Regions from separate parts of the Mus musculus genome. Here regions 1 and 2 are each linked to region 3. Evidence: chromatin loops called from intact Hi-C (ENCODE). Cell type or tissue: heart. All regions are shown on one strand. Region 1 holds the start of Pik3cg (phosphatidylinositol-4,5-bisphosphate 3-kinase catalytic subunit gamma). Region 2 has its middle 54 kb from the start of Gm40375. Region 3 holds the start of Ccdc71l (coiled-coil domain containing 71 like).

Region 1 (5,000 bases), 170 kb after region 3:
TCTGCTTCATGATGAAACAGAAAATGCCTATGCATGGTGCTCTGCTTGCCAACAATACTGTGGATAATCTCGGAGGACCAAATGCAAAGAGCATCCCTCAGATGGAACAACTAATTTCTTAATCTGTTTCTCCATGAGCACTGCCTACTCTGTCTTCTGCTTTGAATTGATTCCATCTTGTCATTCCTACGATAGCTATATTCTAAATGTAACCTGATTATTCCATTGAGAATATAGTGCTAGATGCATGAGACTCTCAGAATGGACAAAACAGCAGCACGCTATCACTACCATAAGTGACGTAGCCTGGAGATCGGCTGACCCCAAATTTCTGGGGATAAAATTTCCTTATTAGGAAAATGAGGTTCCATATGGAGAAGTACACACAGAGAAAAGAGGCACCAGGCATGTCTCATTACTTCTGCCTAACAATATTCACTACAAATAGTAAATTTTAGTGGCTGTATGAGCAATTGAAGACGATCATAGGACGTTTAATCTCAAACCACCGGTAAGCCTAAAGTATTTGAAAGTTTAGTCAGAGAATTGACATTTTTTTCACATGAGTGAACTTAGCTGAATAGTCCTTTCAAAAGAAAAAGGACCCAAGAGCCTGAGTCTAGCATTTCTGAAAGCGTGCATATGCATGTGTGTGTAAAGCTGGAAAGCTGAGAATTAGTCAGCTCACAGTCCCCTCAGGTCAGCGTCCCCTCTGAAGAGCCCTACTCACTTCACCTGCTGTCAGGGCCCCCCCAAACACACACACACACACACACACACACACTGAGTGAAGCATAACTTGGTAAGTCTTCCCCCCTAAACAATTCAAGCTACCCTGAGACTTGTAAAGATACCAACCTCTCAAGGAAGTATGCTTACATAGAAATATGCTTTGGAAAGCTGAAATACCCCCTTTACATATCTGAAATTCAGCAGCCTTTGAATCAAGACTTGACCACTGCTATTGACTCTTAAACCACTATTTTAAAGCTAAGACCCAAAGGACTTTATCTTTTATGTACTGTTTTCCTTGTTGCTGTGACAAAGCATCCAACAGAAGCAATTTAAGGCAGAACGGGAGTTATTTTGGTTCCCAATTTGAGGGTACAGTGCATCGTGGCAGGAAAGTCATGCCGGCAGGATCATAGAGCAGCTGCTAACATTGCATCTGCCATCAGGAAGCAGATGAACAGGGCCTGCCGTTCTCTGGCTTTCTCCCATCCAGAACTGCAGCTCCCATGTTTAGAGTGGACCTTTATATACTTCACCTAAGCCAGTCTAGAGACAGGCTTATAGGGATGCACAGAGATTTGTCTCTTAGATTCCAGATCCTGTCACGTTTACAATCTGTACGAACCATCACAAGGACTGTGTGAGAGGAAATAGAACAGGTCAGAGACTCTATCTCAATATCCACGAAGCTCAAAGAAACTCATGAGGCTGTGCTTCGGAGGGCTGTGTGAGGCTCCTCTATCCTTCTTGCTGTTCCAGCTGGAATCCTTGACAGCCTAGTGGGGGAGAATAAGCCCTGGTATAGAGACCCCTGGAACAGGGGACGACTGGCTATGCTTAGGGTTGTAGAAGGAATTGAGGTTACTTGGAAAATATAGGACTGCTTTAAGAAGAATTCAGAGCCTGCCTCCTCCCTGTTCTCCAAGCCTGTGGAAACTGGAAGCCATCTCTCAGTGATTACCTGCCTGGAGCAGGCAGTTTCTAGCTCCCTAATGTCGCCAGGAGAGCAATGTCCTCCTGTTTTGTCTGACTAATTCATTTTCACACACACACACACACACACACACACACACACTCAGCATATCAGCAACAGGCACACACATTGCATGCTGCAGGACTTTCAGTTTGTGATATTTTGAGACTTGAATGGTCTAGAAGGGAGGCAGGGGGAGGTCTCACCAATGTAAGGAAGTGAGTTCCCAGGCTTTGCTCTTGCAAGCATCCAGACTGAGCCCAACAGTCCACAGTTACAACACACACACACACACACACACACACACACACACACTAGGGCTTATTCGAATTCTCAAAGGGAAATAGATTTCACTACAAGCAATCCAATACTGTGGCTACGCAGCCCTTTCTTCTACTTATTGCTAGCTACACACACGCTTCATTTGTTTATGCCTTGGGTATATTTTTGGTTTGTCTGAGTCTCTCACAATCTTTGAAGAGTTAATTCAAAGAGTGAGAGAAATAGTAAGGCAAACACCGTTCTCTGTTCCGCTCTGCTCTGTGTGTGCTTCAGCAGGAAATGCATTTCTGACACTTTTAAAATGAGCAATCACATGTATAATCAACTTGGTTAAAACTTCCTTCCTGGTAACTGCAACACTTCCTCTGCATCTGGATATGAAGGGAGCCCCAGAAAAGAGGAAGAGACGAGGTGCCCCGGGTAGGTCTAGATTCGTTTTTTTTTTTTTTTTCCTAAAGTAAACAAATGATCCTCCTCCGCATCACCTCCAGGGCTGCCTCAGGTACGACTGCTTTCTGTTGTTTGCTCTTTGCTTGGTATGACTTGGAACAGTAACACCTTCCTTCTCAGCTAGAATCTTTTTGTCTGGATCCATTGCCGGTTCAAGCTGAGCCAACCCCCGAGCGTCTGAGTTTCCTTGTCTCGGCGCGCTTAGACTGTGTACATCCACAAAGTTCCGTCCAGCAAGGGCTTGCAGGTGCACTAGTTCTTTCTGTTTTTGTTTGTGCGGAAAGGGGCGGCCACAGAGCCCGTGACGGACAGGCTCCAGAGTCGACCAAGTGCTTGCTTGGGAATTCTGTCCAGACAGTGTTTTTGTAAGAGGACAAAGCTACTTAGTCCCAGCCATGAGGAAACCCAGTGAGTATTTGGTCAGCCTTTTCTCTTCTGTACCTTGTATCGTGCTATATAGCGTGAGTTCCTGCTGTCACTGAGGCAGATAACTGAGTTATATTTGTATGCTTAAATTTGGACATGTTTTATTTTAAGTTCATGTCAGTATCAAAATAGTTTATGGTTCTTTTCTTTGTTGGTTATTCTATACTATACCAAAAGACCAAAGTGAATGCTTTAAGCTACCAAGCAACAGTTGTTTGGGACAGTTGGTTTCATTTATTTACTAAGTATAGCTTCATTATATTTTAAAAGGAGGGAGAATTGACTTTTAAAATAGTTTAACCCAAGAATTGTACATAAGTTGAGATCCAATGTAACTTGTCTTTTATAGCTTTTAATCAAGATCTCCTTTGGGGTATATAATTAACACTCCACTGTTCTTCAGGAAAAACTAATTATGGATCTCATTAACATCAATTAGAGAGTAAATGATATTTTCTGAAATATTTTGTTTCAATATTTGAATGTGGTTTAGAATATAATGTAGTACCAATGTAGCAATGTTAAATATTAAAATCAAAATTTTTATGAATCATTTTTATGGATTATTTTTTAGTTTTGGAACTCTGAGCATTTCAGTCATTAGTTGATGGGTTCATAGTTATGCTTAAATACCTTGTAGAGGGCAAATACCTAAATATAGGTAATATGATGGGAACAAATTTGTAAATTCCTGCTATGGAGATGAAAATATTAGGACATAAGGAAACTGAATTATTGTTTCGGGTCATGGGAGGGCAGGAATCACGTCTTCTACTGTGTCCCCTCTAAAGCAGAGGCAGGCCAAACCAACTGGCTCAGTTAAAATTACCTAAAAGTTCATATTGGTAAAGTCCATGTATGTTAGCACCTCCCCCTGCCCTAATATAGCAGTGATAGCTGGAATGCTCTGCATTCCATGACCAAAATGGTATGTGTGGGGACACGGCTTTGATTACAATCTTCACCAGTTTTACTACACTTGAGTTTTATGAATGGAATGACTAGCTTTCTTATATAGAAAGAAAAAATGAAAAGAAAGAAGACAGGAAGTTGACTAGGGAGACTGGGTTCAGACAGTTTGAAAATAGAGAAGATGAAGCAAGATTGGGTGTCTAGGTTAGAGAAGTGTGAGACTGAACAGAGGAAATGCATCGGCATTGGCTTGTTCTCAAAGTGATGTTCAGGGTCTCACACCGCACCTTAGGGACTCAGCCTTTGCCCTCCACTGTACTGTCTTATGCATCTGTGAGTTTCAGGGTACTTACAAACAGTTGCCATTTTGAGCCAGTAAATGACAGACACTGTGCTAGATGAGGGTTTAACATATTTTTGTGCACATGTGAGGGCGGTATATTGTGTGGTGTGAGCATATGTGTGTGCAGGTGTGCAAGTATACCTGCAGAGGACAGAGGAGACTCTCTCCACCTTATTCCTTTCAGACTGGGTCTCTCACTGAACCTGGAGCTAGGCTGGGAGACAGACAGCAAGCCCCAGTAAGTTTTCTCATCTCTGCTCTCCTCCCAACACAGAGAGAGAGAGAGACAGACAGACAGACAGACAGAGACAGACAGAGACAGAGAGAAAACGTTAGAGACAGACAGACAGAGACAGAAAGAGAGAGAGACCCACCCCTGGGGTTACAGGTCCATGGGGACAATGGTAATGCTTATATGGGAGGTAGGGTATGAACTCTGACCTTATGTTTGTACAGGAAGCACTTTTATCCACTGAGCCATCTCTCCAGGCCCATGGTGCATTAAATGAAAACATCATACACACACACACACACACACACACACACACACACACATACACACACACAAAACTAAAGAAACGGTGTCAGCATGGTTTTTTAAAAAGCTGCGCTGCCTTATTTAACTTTTACCTCCATCTTCTATTTGTAAATAATCAAATTTACATATAAAAATCAGGCTCGGATATTAGGTAGGCTACATCACTCAAACAGTAAGTAGCTGGCAGGGATTCATGTTCTGACCAGCGCTGCTAAAGTCAGCGCTGCCTCCATCTTTCTTGGTCCCTCCAGGCCTTGTGCTCACATCAGCCCACCACACCTTCTCTCTGCCATCATACAGGAATGTGCAGGAAGCAGTGTCTCTTGACAAAGCTCTGTTTCTCC
Region 2 (5,000 bases), 73 kb before region 3:
TTACATGTAAGTAAATGTAGTCAAATGTCTCCAACTTGACTATGATGAAGGCTGTTCTAAGTTTCTACCTGGCCCAGAATAACTCTTCCACTGTCCTGCTGCCTAATTTCGTATGAGCACACCATTTGATGGAGAAAACTACTGGAACTCTGATCATGTGACAGGCTTCTTGCAAGGTTATGTAGAGCATACAAGGACACCATCCTTGCTTTCAAAGAGCTTACAGTGTTTTGGTGTGATCGTAAGGTATGAGTGGTGAAGAAGATCAGTGGGCTGGATGGTCACAAGGAGTAAGCAACTTCAAGGAAGTAGGAAGGTAAGGACTTATCAGATGAGAGAAGAGTAGGAACACAAGAGAATTTGAGCATCAGGTGTCCAAAGAACAAGAACCAATTCTTCTAGAGTCCAATATTCTTCTAATCATTGTTGCTAAATGTCTGTGATTGTAACTAGAGGCAGAGTCAAAGATGTTATGACTAATTCATCAGGTCCATATTCCAGAGTAAAAAGAACTTAGAGACAGCAAAAAGTTAATGGTGTTCTATACCCAGTCAAGATGGTTGGAACTAAGCAACTGAACAAAAATAAAATAATCAAGACAACCAAACAACAATATCTAAATATATGCATTAATGCCAACATTACAATGGTTGAAACACACACAGACTTCAGATTGTGATCATCAGGTCACTGGCAGGGAATTCTTTCCCATTGCTCAGTGAGGAAACCTGGAGAACATGTTTACTCTCTCCTCATTACCTGCCTCCTTTGACATGCCCATCACCAAGGGCTCTCAGTCTTCCCTCTACTTCTTTGTGCCCATTACCACCATAGGATGGAGAGATGATCTCTTCCACCACCCACCTGCTCCCCCATTTCATTTCTTAACCTTTATCTGCACCCTCTTTTAACTGCTGTATAGCTTGTGTGCCAAAAAGTTCATGTGTTGGAAACATAATATCAATGTCATGTACTCATGGTATTTGGATGTAGGACATTGTAGAGTAGTTAGGATTATATGAGGTAATGATAGTGGGACATTTATGATGTCATTAGTAGCTATATAAAGAGATGGAAAGGGGCACAAGCCAGTGGTTGTTTTGTCTCCCCAAGTGATGCCCATCATCAGGTTGTGAGCAAGAAGACCCACAACAGATGCCAGTATATCTAACCTTAAGCTTCCCAGCCTTCAGGACTACCATTCTATTACACAAACCTAACATCAATTTACTCTTTATATAGCAGTTGGAATATCATCTAAAGATATTAATATCCGTCCAATAATTCTGTTTAAAACAAATCTCTGATCTCCCCTGTAGCATGGACCAAACATGAAATGTGTGACATGACAAAGCCTTAGAGTCTCTGGGTCTTTTATCTCATGACACTTAGCAGTATTTATAATAGCATGGGTGTATTTTTTTAGGCCTTCAAGAAGGGTGAAAATTTGGAACAGGTATGCTTGGTTCACGGTGTCCCTAAGGAGAGCAGCACTTTTTCTTTTGTAGAACATGATTTTAATATTTTCAACAGTTAATATTCAACAAAGCAGAATAATTATTTTAAGATATATTTAGTAGTTATGTCTCCCTTTTAATTTCTGATTTTATTAATTTGGATACTGTCTCTGGTTAGTCTGGCTAAAAGTTTATCTATTTTGTTGATTTTCTCAAAGAGCCAACTCCTGGTTTTGTTGATTCTTTGTGTAGTTCTTTTTGTTTCTTTTTGGTTGATTTCAACCCTGAGTTTGATTATTTCCTGTCATCTACTCCTCTTGAGTGTATTTGTTTCTTTTTGTTCTAGAGCATTCAGGTGTGCCAACAAGCTGCTAGTGTAATCTCTCTTCAGTTTCTTTTTGGAGGCACTTAGAGCTATGAGTTTCCCTCTTACCACTGCTTTCATTGTGCCCCATAAGTTTTGGTATAATGTGTCTTCATTTTCATTACATTCTAAAAAGCCTTTAATTTCTTTCTTTATTTCTTCCTTGACCAAGTTATCATTGAGTAGAGCATTGTTTAGCTTCTATGTGTATGTGTGCTTTCATTGTTTTTGTTGATATTTAAGACCAGCCTTAGTCCATGGTGATCTGATATGGTGCATGGGATTGTTTCAATCTTCTTGTATCTGTTGGAGCCTGTTTTGTGACTGATTATATGATCAGTTTTGGAGAAGGTACTGTGAGGTGCTGAGAAGAAGTTATATTCTTGTGCTTTAGGATGAAATGTTCTATAAATATCTGTTAGATCCATTTGGTTTATAATTTCTGTTAGTTTCAGTGTTCTCTGTTTAGTTTCTGTTTCCATGCTCTGTCCATTGCTGAGAGTGGGGTGTTGAAGTCTCCCAGTATTATTCTGTGGGGTGTGATGTGTGCTTTAACCAGACTAGATGGAGCCCATGCCACTGGTCAGGTGGAGTTCCTGGGTGCCCGGGTCCCACTGCTCCCAGTTACTTCTGTCTAGCACACTTGATATCTAGCAGATGTCTATTAGGCACTACTGTACTAAAAATAGAATGACAGTGGGCAGAGCCTAGAAAGTTCTAGTATATCTTCTGTGTGTGATCTTGTGCTATGGATTCCAGTTTAGTCCCTATCATTAAATCATAAATCATTTAATCTGTTACTTGAAGGTAGTACTTATTCGTATATTAAATGTATTAGTTATCTCAAAGGGAAACAGAAAGTATTGCATTTTTAGATAGTTCATATGTCAAATAGATGATATTTTAGCCTACAAAAGTCCTCACCTTTAGAGACAGTGACAAACAGAAATAGTGAAAAATCTGTTTGGAAAAGAAAACCTGATTATATGGTAAACACTGTGTAGAGTGTACCAGGTTATTTGCTATGTTGGTTGTATACTTCATGCTTCAGAGTAGGACTACTCCACTATGTTTCAGATAGTACTACCACCAGTGATGTACTAACAACAACAATAATAATCTCTGAGATATTATCTGCCCACAAACACAGAGCCAGGAAGGATGGATAAGCAAGAGCTTCACTCTGACTTTCCTAGTATAACCTCCAGGAAAGTGCTCGATCCTCCATTCTAATGCTCTCTTCTGACATTTTTAGATAACATTCATCAATGCTTGTTTTGTTTTTCATAAAAATTATCCATATTAAAGGTAAGGAATAATAAAGACTATTATTCAGAAGTAAGTACTTTCTCACTTTCAAGTTTCAGTTAGAGAGACTACAGGATTTATTTTAAACCCTAAAATCAAATTCAAATGTGCTTATAAATAACATGTGTCTGACTCAAACAATAAACAATAGACTTTGACCCACATATTTGGGAGATGTTTGGCTGCCTGGCATGTGTCACCCAGCTTGCAGGCTGGGTGAGCAGATGTTTAAGCGTGAGTAAGAGCAATAATGGTTCTTCTGTCACTCTTAGTGTACTAAGCCACAAGTAGCCAAGGAGACAGATTGCTCACTGAGAGAGAGAGAGAGAGAGAGAGAGAGAGAGAGAGAGAGAGAGAGAGACCTCCAAGATCTCCAAGGCTCTAGGCAAAGGCAGAGGAGAGCTCAGAAACCTCTTCAGATATGAATTTTTAAGAGTCCAGAAAAAATAAAAATCAAAACAAGTGTGTGTGTGTGTGTGTGTGTGTGTATGTGTGTGTGTGAGAGAGAGAGAGAGAGGGAGTGGAGAGAAGGATAGAGAGTAGAATATTTAGAATATATAGGGAGGATCTGGGAAGAGTTGGGGGAGAAGAAAACATGATTGAACTATGTAATACAAAAAATATAATTCAAGAAATCTGGAGAAAAAAGAAAAAAGAATTCTGAAAAACAGCTACTAGGAAAAGCAAGAGGCCATCATGAATATATGGTTGGAGCACAGTTCAATCCCTTTCTTTATGGGCTTTAATGCTCTAAACACCACATGGACTGTTTTAGAGAGGAATGCCACATTTCTGTTCAAGGGAAAGAGCATCCTATAAGAATTAAGAGAAAGCTGGGCCTGGTGACACATGCCTGTGATATGAACATTTAGAAAGTGCAAGTAGGAAGATCAGAAGTTGAAGGTTATTCTCTTCTAGTTAGCAAGATTGAGGTCAGCCTGAGAAAGGTGAGACTCTAAAAAGAGCAAAGCAGAGCAAATCAAAACAAGCAAAAAACCGAAGATAAACGAAAACCATATTCAAGAATTGCATACATTTCTTTATTCCTTATAGCAACTTCCCATTATTGGATTCATTTATCACAAATAGGGAAACCGTGGCCCAGAAACTTTAACTAACTTAACTCATCATCACATAATGTGTGATGGAGTAGTTATGAATCTAAATGTTTCTATGTCCGATCTCCCTTATAGTGTAGCTATGGGAAAACTGGTAGATTCATCATCTACTGAGGGAAAACTACAGAAGGGATCCTAAGGTTGAAATTCATGTGATTTCAGTGCAGTGTTGCACTCACCTTTCCAACTCCTTCAGCTCCCAGTATACCACGGTCACTGCATGTTTGTAGAATGATGGATGAGTAGACTAAATAGTGGGCAGATAGGTGCTTGGATAATCTCATCTCTAGGCCAGTGAAGTTGACTGATTTTTTTCCCAGATTGATGTAGGCAGGTAAAATAGGAAAAGCATTCTTTAGCAATCTGCCACTAATTATCTTGGCTATTTTGCTGGAAAGTTAAATACACATCTAGGTATTTGGGGGTGCTTTGGTTTCATAATAATAAGAGCTATCTTAGCTTTGTTTAGCCACCTTCAAGTAAGGCAGCAAGCCACTTGTCCCTTACCTGTATCTGTTTCTATCTAGTACATGCTAGGAGGACCACACCTCTCCATGCCAAGGTGACCTAGATGTGGTTCTGGTCTCACCCCCCCCCCCCTTTTTTTTCCTTTTTGGTTTTTATGAGACAGGCTTTCTCTGTATAGCCCTGGCTGTCCTGGAAATCCGAAATCCACCTGTCTCTGCCTCCCAAGTGCTGGGATTAAAGGCGTGCACCACCACCGTCCGGCGGGTCTCATCCCTTATTAACAAT
Region 3 (5,000 bases):
CAGAGGGCAAAATAACAAATGGGACGTCTTTAAAACTACCCACAAATGAAGCTAGAGTTTCCTTCTAGTACAAAATCCAGATGCTTCATCGTAAAGGCCACAGTGTCAAGTTTCTTTCCACATCCTGTCCAAAGGTACCCAGGAAAAATTCCACTTTCTTATAATAGACTCATCAGCTACATTAGATGTGTCTTCATATGTTCAAAGCTGCAACATGGGTTTTGCTGCAGAAAAACTTGGCAAAATAAAGGTTATATTTTTGAGCCGTATCAAACTCCGCATTGGAAACCAAATCCAAACTTTAGTCAGTTGGAACGATAAGCCAAAGAAGCATTTATGCATACCATCAACTGCACTAAAGTACCAAGGCATGAGAGAAACAAATGTCAAAAATCTCAGTAAAAATAAATGCATGGTGTAACTGGTTACCTGTCCATTGTGGCCCCGAGGTAAATTTTACCCTCAGCCATGTCTAATTTCAGAATCTTCTGGGAAGTATCTAGATAAATCCCATGTTGAAATTACATTCTAATATGGCCATTGAATTTATTTCTTGTTATAAAACTATATACACGTGAAGTGGTACAAATGCATTTTCATCAGGTGCTAGTTAGCTATAAAAGTTAACAATATATTTTCTGGGAAGAAAATCCCATGTCTCTGAAATACATTTGGCAATGGAAGCTAATAACCAAACTGTCTTAGCTTCCCATGACACAGCTCTAACACTCTCCCTCTCATGGTGACCCACCTTTCATGTACTCAAGTAACAGTATTTGTAACAATGTATTATCAATGAGTGGTGAATAAAAGACCGAGGCTTGTGGGAAACTGGCATAAAGTCATATATGTATATATATATATATATGTGTGTGTGTGTGTGTGTGGTTTTTTACAAAACAAAAACACTAAAATTAAACTCACAGCTCTTTTCATGAACTATTAAAAACTTAAAATACTTAATTCAGAAAGCTATGCCGTTGAATTCTAGAAACACAAGAGTCAAAACTGCAACTGTCATTATTCTCAGAAACTGCCAAGCAGAGATAAACCTTAGTGCTGAGTGCTTAATAAGTTCCAGCCCTGTAGGAATGTCCCATGGCAGAACACTTAAATCTGAAATAACAGTGGTAGAAAAAACACTATTTGACCCTTTAGGTATTGCAGAAAAAGCTGGCTGTGGCACCACTGGCTAAAAACCCACCAAGTCTTGCCGCCACCAATGACCAAAGGCACTTGGATAATCAAGAACTCCACTCTGGGCCATATGGTATACACGCTATTATAAAAGTGGACAAGTACAAGAAGGGTCAGTACTGTGTGGCTCCATGTTTTGATTCCTGTGGCCTTCAGCTATCAAAGATTGCAAACACAATGATGAATGGGAAGAAGAGAAAAAGAAAACTCATAGGACAAACTGTCAACCAATTGTCATGGTTTTCAGAAATACAATGAGTATTAGCTTAGGCATTTCTTGTTATTCAACAACAAAGAATTAAGATCTACTTTTCTGCCAAATAACGTTGACCAGTTATATGGTACCAAGAAATGCCCCTGCCCCTCCCTATAGATCATTCACAATTCTGGGAATTCTAAAGGGTATTCTGTTTATCTGTTTATTCACAATGTCCACACGTATTGATCTCTCCTAAGCAACTTCCATCTTAATTCTCTTCCCATTAACAATCCTGAATATTATGTTACACCAGGAAGCGAGGTCAAACACCTCCAACTGGATTCCAGTCATTCTTGTAGCCAACATCTTCTTCAAAATTTATTCAATTTTTATCACAAGCCATGTGGTTCAAAACACTTCAATTTTATTCAATTTAAATGAATAGAGTAAGTCAACTTTTTCTTAAACAAAACTTTTAAAGAATATTCTACCATTTTACTTAGGAGCTCAGTAAATATAAACTTTCAATATAAAACTTTATATATAAACACCTTAACCTTTTATTTTAAAGTTGTACTTTGCATCTCTTGTTAATCACTGAGCTCATGAAATTCAAAGCCATACAAATCCTTACATTAACAGTCATAAGCTTGAAACTCTTAAAAGACGACCTTGATCAAAGCTTTGGAATCCAGTAAAAATTAGAAAACGAGTGGCCTTCAGAATACCCTGAGCGTACACCAGCACTTCACCAGGAAACATAGTCGATCTTCTGTCCAGAAAGTGGGGCTGACAGTCAAAAAGAAAACAGAAGGGGAATCAGGAGCAAGTAAAATTCTGGCTGTATTACACAAGCACGAAAACAAAATTCCTTTGGAGAAAAAAATTTGTAAGTCTTCGGAGGTCTTCCAGACCGGTGAGGTAGAGTCCGAGAGGGAGAAAACGCACGTGTCCCTCCAGGTTCTGGAGACGTCTCCATCCGGGTTGGGAAGCAAAGGGACTTCTGTCGCGGGTCCGGCCGTCCCGTCTGGCCGCGGGCGTGGGGGCCGCACCTGTCCCGATCCTGGACCGCGGCGCCGCACCGCATCCAGGGGCCTAGTTCGCGCATAAAGTGCACCAAAGGGGGCCGGTTCTGTAAACATTCGACTGACATTGACATAAGTCCGTTCCAGCGCGCGGAAGCTTCCCCGGGCGGCGGCCGGCAGGAGGCGCCGCAGCGCGCATCACAGCCGGTGCACCGGGAAGCGGCGCAGCCTCACCACCGGGTCCAGGTCCACTCGCAGCACTTGGCTCGCCCTGCGCCGCGCCACCGCCAGGCTGCGCTCGCCCCACACGTCGTCGCCGACGCGGATGGTCGGGAAGCTGGTCAGCGTCGGGGTGGCCGCCCTCCAGATCTCCTCCAGGGTGCGGCCCCCGAAGCTGGATGCGGGAGGCCCGGGCTCCGCGGCCGCAGCGGCGGGGCGCGGCCTACGGGTGTCCGCGGCAGCCCGAGCTCCACGGCGCCTCCTCCTGGGCGTTGCGCGCGGGCGCGGCCGGCGCGCGGGGCGGCTGTCGGGCGCCGGGGGGTCGGGCACCAGTGCCCGGCACGAGGAGTAGCCGTAGACGTCCTTGCTGCGCAGGATGTGCGGGGAGAACTGGTGCTTGAGGCTGCAGAGGAAGCTCCAGAGCTCCGCTTCCGAGCTCATGAACTCCGTGCTGCTGGGCATGAAGAGCTTGAAGGCGTCGCCCAGCGCCTCCGTGCTTCCGGCCAGCGACAGTTGCGACCGCGAGTACACCACCTTCTCCTCCAGCGCCTCCAGCCCGGCCCCTCCTTCCGCTCCGTAGCCGCCGCCCCAGGCAGCCCGGGGCCGGCGCCGCCGCCTCTTCACGCCGCGTCGCATCAGAGGCCGCTCGGGACCGCCCGCCGTCCCTGTCCGCGCCCGGCTCGGCGGCGCTCGCCTGTGCTGGCGCCTTCCGCCCGGCGCTGCTAGCCTGTGCTGGCGCCTTCCGCCCGGCGCCGCTCGCTACTTTTCTCGCCTCGCCGCCCCTCCCCCTCGGGGCGGAGGACGCGCTGGTTGTCCTGTGGCCGGGCTAAAGATGGCGGCAGCGGCGGGCGCCCACCCCGGGGCTTTGTCATTGGACGGCGCCCGCCCCCTCCCCTGGCTTCTCTTTCTTCTCTTCTCTTGCCTCCTTTCGCCCTCAGCCTTTCTTTAAATGGGCCCGCCTTAGTCCCCGCCTCCCACGGCCTCAGCTCCTCCCATTGGGTGCTCTCCGAGTGAGGGGCGGGGACTGATGGGGGAGAGGCCAGTTCGTGGAACATGGTGGCTGTGGTGGGTGATGGTGAGGCCCTGGAAGGCCAGTCAACCATTGGGTGGATCCATGAGGGTTGCCCTGTCAAGAGAAGGAAGTGGGTGGGTGTGAGTGCCATGTTTGGGGGTGTCGTGGGTGATTGTGTTCAGCTGTGGGTTGAGCTGGGGAAGTCTACCAGTCTGAATAATGAGAGAGAACCCCAAGACTTGATAGTATAACAGCTGAGAGAGTTGGGTATAAACTAGAAGGGATGGGCATTTCATGAATCCCTTCTAAAGTCTCAAATCCTGCTTTGGCATCTTCATATGCTTTGCCTCTCTTGACCCCATCTTTTAAGAAAACTAAAAGTTCAGGCATTGATGACAGCTTCCTTCTGGGCAATGGAACCATCTTGGCACATTTAGGAGGTACAGGTCACTGGGAAAGAAAAGAGTTAATACTGTATGAACTAAAAAGTCTGCTCAAGTTGGACAAACAGCAATGGCAGCAAAGCTGTTCTGCTGAAAGAAAACATTTTTTTTAAATCAGAGTGCTATTCCACATTTCAGTTGGTATTAAATTGCCATTCGCAGCACCATCTCTATCCTTGATGTAGTATTCCACGTAATCAATAAGATTCTTTGAGAAGAATACATCCTTAAGAATGAATCACCTTTTGTATTTGGGAAGACAGTAGTAGACATCCTTTTTGTCAATTCCTCTATTCACTCTCAACTCGCTGCCTATTCACATAATAGGCGTTGAATGCATACCAAATGGATGTATGAAATAGCACTGCCTGTTTGAAATGGAGTGCAGCACTGAAATTGCTTAGAACAAGGTAATTATATATTTTGCATTTATATTGCAATTTTCTTTGAAGTCCTTTAAACTTCATTATTCCCCTTGCTGGGGATAGAACCCAGAGCTTCACACATATGAAGACTGCACCCTACTAGTGATCTATACCCTCCAGCCCCTAAGATTTCTGTAAAATAAGGTTTTTTTTTTTTAAATCTATGTCCTGGTGCTAGAATTTTCTTCAGTAAGTATCTTATTTTGCAGCACACAATGAATGCAATGCCAAATTTTTGTGATCTGCATACAGTTAAAATAGTTCCTTTAAATATTTGAGCTGAGACACACCTGGTTCAGTCTTCTTGTCGCACAGATGAGGGCAGTTTAGACCCACAGGAGTTTATTAAGACAGCTTGCTAACAGCAGGGTTGCTGCTATAGAGCTTTATGTCCCTAATCTAGAGATCTTTATATTTCACTGCTGGTTCTTCCACACTGTGTTGTGCTAACTAAATAGAAATGCTTTATGCATGTTCAGT

Evidence for each region. A loop is a pair of places that touch in the nucleus more often than their neighbours do. Peaks named below come from ENCODE experiments on the same cell type or tissue, not always from the same donor. Only the 100,000 strongest peaks of a DNase experiment are listed, where the experiment ranks them.
Region 1: a loop joins it to region 3, with 4 times the contacts of the local background. A loop is called at or near these places in 2 of 42 quality-filtered maps.
Region 2: a loop joins it to region 3, with 2.1 times the contacts of the local background. A loop is called at or near these places in 2 of 42 quality-filtered maps.

Annotation. Positions count from the first base shown.
Region 1 is chr12:32,206,007-32,211,006 of GRCm38, reverse strand. Pik3cg (phosphatidylinositol-4,5-bisphosphate 3-kinase catalytic subunit gamma) reads left to right here and starts at 2,348. Exons shown (of 11, transcript NM_001146200.2): 1 at 2,348-2,489. In heart, no CTCF peak of the experiment used is centred here; a DNase peak (open chromatin) is centred at 2,676; H3K4me3 peaks cover 548 bases; H3K27ac peaks cover 611 bases.
Region 2 is chr12:32,449,772-32,454,771 of GRCm38, reverse strand. No RefSeq gene overlaps it. Among named protein-coding and RNA genes, the nearest start is that of Gm40375, 54 kb to the right of the region's middle. In heart, no CTCF peak of the experiment used is centred here; no DNase peak of the experiment used is centred here.
Region 3 is chr12:32,377,260-32,382,259 of GRCm38, reverse strand. Ccdc71l (coiled-coil domain containing 71 like) reads right to left here and starts at 3,471. Exons shown (of 1, transcript NM_001162903.1): 1 at 1-3,471. The coding sequence starts at 3,276. The coding sequence ends at 2,620. In heart, a CTCF peak has its summit at 2,630 (motif pointing right); DNase peaks (open chromatin) are centred at 2,639, 3,229 and 3,529; H3K4me3 peaks cover 3,522 bases; H3K27ac peaks cover 1,898 bases.